Linked DNA regions of Homo sapiens: region 2 is linked to region 1. The links are chromatin contacts, found by Hi-C in ENCODE. All regions are on one chromosome and are shown on one strand. The core of a region is the stretch at or near the end of the contact, and the rest is flanking DNA. Distances in the headings are between cores, read along the strand shown. Region 1 holds the start of FAM76B (family with sequence similarity 76 member B). Region 2 holds the start of BIRC2 (baculoviral IAP repeat containing 2).

Region 1 (4,537 bases), core at 237-2,736:
TGGCTACGAGCATCACACAACGAAGTTAATGTGGATGGGAGTGGGAGGCACTGCAGGGATAGGAAACAGCATAAGCAACGACTAGTAAGCGCTCGAGAGACGGCGGACTACTATTCTGCAACGTCTCTTAAACACACTGGCGCGCCTCACCTGATCTGGCGAGTTTCCTAGAGGGGCCGCTGAACCCACGTGACCAAAAGAGCTACATTTTTGCAGGCCAGGGAGTGGGCAGTTATCCCAGCCGGCCCTTGGGAATGTTAGGCAACCGGGGTTGGTTGCTACGCCAAAAGGTGAATAAGGGCTGGGGAACAGGGGCGGCCAGCCCAGTTTCACTGGGAGCCAGAGGGTGCAGCTTCGACACAGCCACAGTGAATGGAAGCTTGGGGAGCGCGGGGCAATCTAGGCATTCCCGCCGACCTCCAGAATTGCGTCAGAAGCTGGACTGACAGCGCCCTGAAACGTGAGGAAACTCAAAGAGGCGCTTAGGGCCGACGTGGGGCCCACTCGCGCCAACTGCTTCTTACCGACAAGTGAGAACCAGAAGCCGCAGAGACAGACGCCGCCGCCATCTTTCAGCCTGCCCAGGGGGTCTCCGCACTTCGGGGGCGGTCTAGGTTCTCGTGCTCTTCTCCAAGACTCGGGAGCCGCCCACCAGCGGGGACCCTAGGCTGAACCCCTGATGGAAAAGGGCAAGGGTGCTGGTGCTGGGCTTGGAAACCCCTGCAACACACCCCCTCAGGGCCGCCTACGCTCACAGCTTACACAGAAAGGGCAACACGTCCTAACGGACGTCTTTCCTAGCCAATCAAAACAGCAGACGTCTTTCTGTAGTAGGAGAGAATCCGCCTCTTCCCTGGTGACGTCACAAGGTAGCGCGTAACGGGGCCCGCTGGGGCAGACAACGCCGGGGTTACAGGCCGGCTCTGCGGGGATTCTACGGAGGGTCGGGCCTCCTCCAGTAAGAAGCGTGGGCGAGTAGTGGTGTCGCCAGTGGCAACTGAAGGGAGTAATGGAGATAAAACAAAAGCGAAGGCGAAGTTAAAGCACTCCACGAGTTCCCTCGGATTAAACGCCGGAGAGAGCGTGAATTTGCCTCGGGGACGCCTCTCCAGGTGAAGTATTTACCTTTTGGCCAATAACAAATAGGATTAGGAGGGACTTAACGATTTAGTCCAATAGAAAGCAAGGGAAAAAAAGTTGCGGCAGAGAACGAGCCTTTCGCGAACATTTGCTCAATTGGATTGGGGCGCTCTCAGCCAAACCTGGGACTGGCTGTTAGAAATAGCCGCGACCGCAGACCTTTGGGCGGGGCAGGTTCAAAGCGGATTTCGCGCGCTGAGAGCTCCGGGATGTCATTGGCCGGCGACATCCTCCCTTTGTGGGCGCTTCCTGCGTCGCGGAAGTTGGGAGTTGGGAGGAGCCATCGAATGACGCGATAGCCTTCGCAGCCAATCAGGGATGGGAAAGGGAGGCCGAGAAGGAAGCGGATCCACGGCCGCACAGCTAAACAGCAACCCCCTACCCGCTTCGTCTCCCTCCGCCGCTATCGGGGCCTAAGCGGGAGCGGCTGGCACGGCGTCACTGGGTGGGCTGGGGCGGAAGTGGAGGCGGAGGGAGACGGTGGCGTCGTCCGCGGGGCCCTGGGCTCTCGCGGCGAGGCCCTGGTGGGCGCGAGGCAGGGGGAGGGGGAGGAGGAGGAGCCCGCGGCCCGGGCGGCGGCGGCTCTCGGGTTCTCCGTAGGGCCCCGCCTCGGAGCGGGCGGCGGCGGAGGAGGAGACTGAGGAGCAGGATGGCGGCCTCGGCCCTGTACGCCTGCACCAAGTGTACCCAGCGTTATCCTTTCGAGGAGCTCTCCCAGGGCCAGCAGCTCTGCAAGGTCCGTGGGCTCCGGGAGGCGGGCGGGATGGGTGTCCTCGGCCGTAGCCGGAGGGGGCCGGGTAGCCGCTGCACTGCAGCCCCTCTTCGCCGGCGCCTCAGGGGTTTGGGAGTCTGGAGCCCTCGCCTCCCCACTCGGGGACCCCTTTTTCTGGGGGCTTGAACATTAGCTGGGAACGGACCCTGAAAGGGAGGCAGAATCGTGCCCTTTTCCAGGCGGCCCAGGAGGGTGCCGGGCCCCGTCAGCGTCTGGGGGTCTCAGGAGTGGGGTTGAGTGAGGCAGCCACCTGTCTATGCCGCAGAGACCCAGGGGTGGAGATGTTTTCATCTCGGTTTTCTGCCTGGTCTGTCCTCTTCTTCCACCAGGAGGCAGGGGACGGTTTTTGCACTTTCTTGCTAGGAACCCGAAGCCGCAAAGCTGATGGCATCCTTCTTCCCTGTCCAGGAAAGCGAAGCGACTGGTTTGGGAACAGAATGCTCTGATTTGGAGCTCCTCCCATCCCATTAAAGCCTGGATGCTGTCTGTGAGCAACGGTGCAAAATAATAAGTAGTTTCACATTTAACCAATCCTTGAAATAGGCCCTGACAGCTTTCTTAATTTGTCTGTAATATACCCCCACGTCTACTAAAGACAAAGACACCTGTGCCTTCCCTAAGGAATTATATTGTGATTGGCCACTTATATGATAAAGCATCCAGTTCTTTACGTTGGGGCCAGGTTTTATAAATGTTTTAGACTTTCACTAGGTTGGGTAAACAGTTTTCTACCAGAAAAGTGAGATTTGGGACTTTCAGAAAGATACTGACTAATGTATTGTCTTATTACAGGAATGTCGGATTGCACATCCTATTGTAAAATGTACTTACTGCAGATCAGAATTTCAACAAGAGAGGTTTGTATACTGAATAGTTTTTGACTGTTAAAGACAAGTGTTGTCTTTATGGAATACTTGGGGGTTGTAATCCCATGTTTTTATGAAAGTATTTTTAAAAAATGGTTTAGCCCCAGAAATTTTAAGTTGTAAACCTTTTATACATGGTGGGAGAGAGAATGTTGCGAAAAAAACCAGTGGTGGTTAATTTACAGTTAGACTTTATATGAGAGAAGGAATAATACTACATGGAAAATGTACAGCCTTGCTAATGAAAATGCAAATGTAAACAGTTATGTTAAACTAAAAAAAAATGGTAAAGCCTTAATGGATCTGAGGAAAGGTCTGTAGTGTTACCAACTGCCTTCCAAGGTGAAAATCTAATAATTTGTTACATAGAAGAGGAGTAGTACGTAACATTTTTAACAGTTCCACTCTGAGAGTATATACAGAAAGTAGCCTCAGAAAAGAACAAATAATTTCTTCATAAATAGGTGTGGGCATTATAATGTTGGACAGTAGCCAAGTGGAAGGTTAGGTAGGCACTGGTATTGTAATGCTGTGCAGTAATAGTGTCAAGTGTGAAGATTTTGGAGCTATATAGGAAACATTAAGATGTTTTGTTTACAAAAAGTAATATGCAATAAAAATGTATAAAAACATTTGTCATAAGTTAATTTGGGTAAAACAACTCTGAAAATATCCTTGTATATTTGAAAAAAATCCGTGGTCCTTATTAAAGTTTTAAGTACAACAAATCTTTGACTCATTTTATTTTGACATTGTGCTAATTACTTTAGAAAGCTACATAAACATGATCTATATACAATTTATTTTTCAGCAAAACTAACACAATTTGTAAGAAGTGTGCTCAAAATGTGAAGCAATTTGGGACGGTAAGTATGTCTTATGTTTTCATGTCATTGTTACCAGTTAATATTTTTCATAAAGCTGGACCTTTTAAAAAAATATGTACTGCTGGCTGGGCACAGTGGCTCACGCCTGTAATCCCAGCACTTTGGGAGGCCGAGGAGGGCGGATCACAAGGTCAGGAGATGGAGACCATCCTGGCTAACACGGTGAAACCCCATGTCTACTAAAAATACAACAAAAAAAAAATGAGCCGGGTATGGTGGTGGGCGCCTGTAGTCCCAGCTACTCCAGAGGCTGAGGCAGGAGAATGGCGTGAACTCAGGAGGCGGAGTTTGCAGTGAGCTGAGATCCTGCCACTGCACTCCAGCCTGGGGGACAGAGCGAGACTGCGTCTCGAAAAAAAAAAACTACTGCTATGCTCTTAGATATTTCAACATACCATATTTTATGAAAGACATTTTCTATAGATACTTTGATGGAAAGGTGATAACATTTAAAAACAGTCAAATTATATACCTGTTTTACATGTATTGAATCCAGTGTGAAATTTGTGAAGCTGTTCTTTAGAGATTCAAATATAGCAAATTCTTGGTTATGGAGAACTTATCCATAAAGTTTGCATCATCAGACTTTAGCCCACTTCAGAACAGCCTCCTCAGAACTATTTTTATAAAACAGCGCAATTAAAGATATTTATTCACAGAAGTCATGACCCAATCCTAGTACAAATTGTCTTATATGTATACTACAATCATTATAGGTATATTATACCAATATTATTTATTATTGGTCAAAAATGCTAACTTTAACGCTCTAAACTGCCCTGAATCATCTTTTGAATATCAAAGAAAATCAAGGTATGTTTTTATAGTTTATGTTGAATATGCTTGTTCTCATTTTTTCAAAGTTGAAAACT
Region 2 (4,347 bases), core at 1,558-4,057, 6.6 Mb before region 1:
AAGTTGAATATGTAGACATTCTGTAGAGTTCACAGGAAAAGTCATACTTCATTTTTTGTTTGTTGCTGTTTGTCCAATCTGACAAGATCGTGCTATCTTCCATTATACTCTTAATGTTTTGATACGAGGGACCTGGGAAAAGTCTTTGGGAGGCAGTTTTGTGCATGAGTAGGTGACAGTACTGTTTGATAGCTAAAACATTCACATGAAATTTCTTCACATGAACTAAGATTTTTACCACAAAAAGAAATCAATGATAGACTCTTATGTAGAATTTACTACACTTTCTTTACTGGATTTATCTCAGTTTATATTCAGGTAGGATGAGTATCTCTCTGAATTACCAAGATACTACTTAGAACACAACTCTTTGGGGTTGTAGTAACTCTTTCAGGTAACCTAAGTGCTATTTGTTCATAATCTTGAGTAATACTAACTTAAAGCCCTGAAAGGTGGATGCACTTCTGAAAATATTAAAACTCCTTGATTTTTCACAGAGATTTATATTAACAAAATTCTAAGCAACTATAGAATACCTAAATTATGCCTTTTATTTATATTTGGTTACAAGCTATGAAGCCTGAATAACAGACCAATTACTGATTATGCCACAAGGTAAAAAATTATATGCAGGCTTCTTTCCCTATAAGCACTTTAACATGACAACCCAAAAAATCTCATTTTATTCCAATAAACAAAAGTAATTAAAACCTTCATATGGTCACACTATTTAAAAGCTAAGTTCACACAGCTTATCATCATAGTATTTACTTAAGTGGGCTAAATTACTTCAGCTGACAACTTTTGGGGGAAGTCAATACCCACAAGCTTTGTTGAACCTGTGCCTGCTATAGTGCTTGATGTCAAATGAATTTGGCTTAAAGTTCAAAAACTGTAAACTCTATCTTTGTTAAATATCATTTGTATTTGTTTCCATTTCCTGCAGCATCATGTTGACTTTCTTCCTAACTTTGTATACCACTATTATTCTTGATCAACTGAAGGTATTTTCTCCATAAACTTAGTTAGCCATAAAATTTCCACAGCACACTTTTTACACTGCATTTAAAAACTAAATAACCTGTTCATCATTTAAGGACTATTCAGCTATAATTATCAGTCATGTTGTAAACATTAATCAATTTATCACAAGATAAAACTTGTCCTTTCTAGTGTTATCAGAAACGCCTAACAAAATATTGTACTACCAAAAAAGTACTGCTTAGCATAAAGTATCAGTAATCAACTCTACTAGCCTTCTTTCTGAAAACTCTTCAATGTTTTAAAAATATAATTCATACACAAAATTACACTCCATAGAATTCAAACTATATCCCTTTATAAAGTTTCGAGATCTCCATAATGGGATTTATTACTGCAGGGGGACAAAATAGGGATAGGGAGATTCTTCAGGGTTGTAAATCTGAAAAGAAAAAACAAAAAGTATTTTAGAAAACTGTATGTGCATGCCAAATAGAACTTACATACTCTTCAATTTATTCAGTAAAGTCTAAGAATAATTCACACTTTAGATAATACATCTTAATTCCAGCAATTTGTCACAACTTTCTAAATGAAAAAGCTATTAATTAAAATAAGTAAATGCAACATACTCCCCATAGCACTAACTATACGTGTCTTTAAAACGCACAACTTCAGAGACAGATGGAAATTTTCACACAGGAAACATTTTGTCCTTGCTCTCCTCCCCTTTTCTGGCCTAAAGGTAACTCTGGCACTCTGCTGGAGGCAAAGGCACATTGGTTAAAAAGACAGACAGACACTCCACTACACCCTGTCAGCAGCAGTACAGCAGGAATTAAGACAGCAACGTTAGTTTGTAATATCAAGTCTCTCCACGACTAGGAAAACTGCAGTAAAATGCACCACGAGTTCATTAATATAAACTCTTAAACTCTGCCATTCCCTTACAATTTCAAAGCAACGACCACAGAAAGCAACTCGAAAACAAAACCTAACACAGTGGCCTGTGAAACAGTGGCTCCGGCACTACGACCACTGGCATGATTGCTTTAATTACACCCGGTCTTATATCCTATCTTTAAATGAAAGATTTTTATCTACGTGCACCGCACTGCTGCATTCTCTTTACGCAAATTGCAGCTGGGCAGGGGATAGGATGGAAGGGAAAAGAATAGAAACTATGGGATTTACCCAATAATTTCCCAGAGTTGCTTCTCACAATACACAACAGACGACTACTGGAATGACAGAGCGCAGTGGCAACTATGAAATATGAAATATCGCCGCCACCGAAATATCTTCGTTTCAATGTATTACATTAAAAGAACGCCGAGGGCTAAGTTTAAAACCTTGCAAAAACTGCGAGAAAACATCTTGGTCAAAGTCCAAGGGCCAGAAGAGTGGGCGGCGGCCAGAGGCTTGAAAACAAGTCATTTTAAAAATCGCTTTGACTGCAAGTCTCGAAGTTGGGGCTTCCGAATCCAATAAAACCTTGGCGAGAGTAGAAAGCAGAGAGCCCCCGGCGACCCTCGACCCTTGGCCGAAGGGCCTCAGGCCCCGTCCTTCCTCGTTCGCCGCCACATCAGGGAAGTGGGCCCCCGCGGGCCCTCGCGTCCCCACCCGCCCCACGCCGCCCGAGCCCGGAAGGAGCAGCACTCACCGCAGTGCGGGCGCAGCAAACACGGAAGCTGCGCGGCTGCCTAGAGGCCTCCGCAGAGCCGGGAATCAGCGGCGCCGACAAGGAGATACGGCCCGCTCGGCTCGGATCAGCCCGGGCGCTCCCGAAGCCCGCCGCCCCATCCGGGCTCACTCTGACGCACGATGACGTCAGCGCGCCCGGCCGAGGACCAGCGTTAGCCGCCGCGCGAGGGCGCCCGGGAGGCTGGGGCCGGAAAGCGGAACCGAGAGCGCTTTCCGCCGTGCGGCGATGAACCTCCGGGAAAGACGCTGGGAGGCCAGGATGCCCGGCGCAACTGGACGCTCATCGGGAGTCACGGGGTCGGCCCTCAGGGGAACGGGGACTATCCGTATCAACTCGGTGTTTGTTCGTTTTCTTCACCTTGCGGTTTGTGCCCTCTCCACATTTCCTCTCTGTGTCTACCATTCTCCTGGGGGACGTGGCAAACCGTGAGCCGCTGCGTTTGAGTTTTGGGAAACCCTGCGGAAACGCCCTGGCGCCGGTGGTTTTGCGCGTCCTACCCTGTGTCACCTCAGGGTTATGATCTGGCCCCTGGCAAGGCTCCCCAAGTGTGATGCCTCCCCCCGTCCAGATGACTGCATTTTGAGGATGGAGTCAGTCTGGTGGCATTTTTTGCTTAAGTAAACAATTGTAACCGTTTGTGTAGCATCAGCGTTCAACAGCTGCCTGTGCAAATCGAAAAAAGCGAAACTTTGGAAACTAGGAAGCATCAGATGAATAATTCTGAAGACTTGATGTCAACGGGAGTATCTTGTTTTTAAACTTTTGGTTTTCTGTTCTGGAGACAAACAGTTCATATGCACTAAAGAAAAAAGTGTCATTATTTCAGATGCTCATTGCCAGCAAAGAGAACTGTATTGCAAGTCAGGCTTCACTCCCAGTATTTTCTGAATGTTTCAATAAAATGAAATATATACGTCTGCCTGTGTATTGGTGTACATGCACATATAATTGTACATAAACCAGAGAGGAGCCCAATTTTTTTTAATGCTTAGGTAATAGAAAATTTGTAAATAAAAACCCTTGGCTTTTGCTAGTCATGGACCTTTTGTATCCCCCCGCCATACTCCCCCAATAGTGCCATAGACACAGTGTCGTGCAGTAAATGTTTGTGGTATGACAACCAACGAACGACTTTTGAAGTTGACGCTCTTTGCCCGTTGAATCCGATGCTTGCTTCTCTCTGGGGAACTCCAAGGGGCAAATATTTAAAAAACTTCCAAATAGCAAGCCACTTAATTAGGGAGCCGGGGGAATTCCAAGACCCTGAACCATTTCCCATTTCCTGTCTGTGTCATTTCTGCCTGCCAGTCAGTCACAGAACAGGAGGTCTACTGTTCCAATGTTAATAGTCAAAGAAAGTGAGTGTAACAGTTTGTAATACAGAGAAAAGAAATGCCATGGCTCCCAATGACTAAAAACTTCCAAAAATGCACCTGGGGCTTGGTAGTAGTTTAGTATTTAGTTCAAGTCACTATTTCTCGGAAGGTTTACAGAACATTCCTAACACATGTGGGAAAATATATATAGCAAGAATTGTTCATTCTGAACTCAAGATTATTTCTCTTTTTCAGTTCTTGTCCTGACCAAAGCAGTAAGATAATGAATATACTTAAGTATAGGGGAAAGCTTGCATTTCAAAAACTCAAAAGCCTTAGATATTT

The links. Hi-C counts contacts between places; a loop is a spot of excess contacts on that map. Pooled maps may share reads with other maps.
Region 2: a pooled map shows a loop between it and region 1 (10-fold over the local background). The contact joins the promoter of BIRC2 here to the promoter of FAM76B in region 1. A Hi-C loop is called at or near these places in 4 of 50 pooled maps.

The regions. Positions count from the first base shown.
Region 1 is chr11:95,786,731-95,791,267 of GRCh38, reverse strand. It overlaps FAM76B (family with sequence similarity 76 member B), which reads left to right and starts at 1,486. Exons shown (of 10, transcript NM_144664.5): 1 at 1,486-1,876; 2 at 2,705-2,769; 3 at 3,590-3,644. The coding sequence starts at 1,790. It overlaps CEP57 (centrosomal protein 57), which reads right to left and starts at 770. Exons shown (of 11, transcript NM_014679.5): 1 at 525-770. The coding sequence starts at 569. RefSeq lists enhancers at 1-525, 489-958 and a silencer at 1,459-1,878.
Region 2 is chr11:102,345,674-102,350,020 of GRCh38, reverse strand. BIRC2 (baculoviral IAP repeat containing 2) reads right to left here and starts at 2,807. Exons shown (of 9, transcript NM_001166.5): 1 at 2,645-2,807; 2 at 1-1,423. The coding sequence starts at 166. RefSeq lists an enhancer at 2,186-2,255.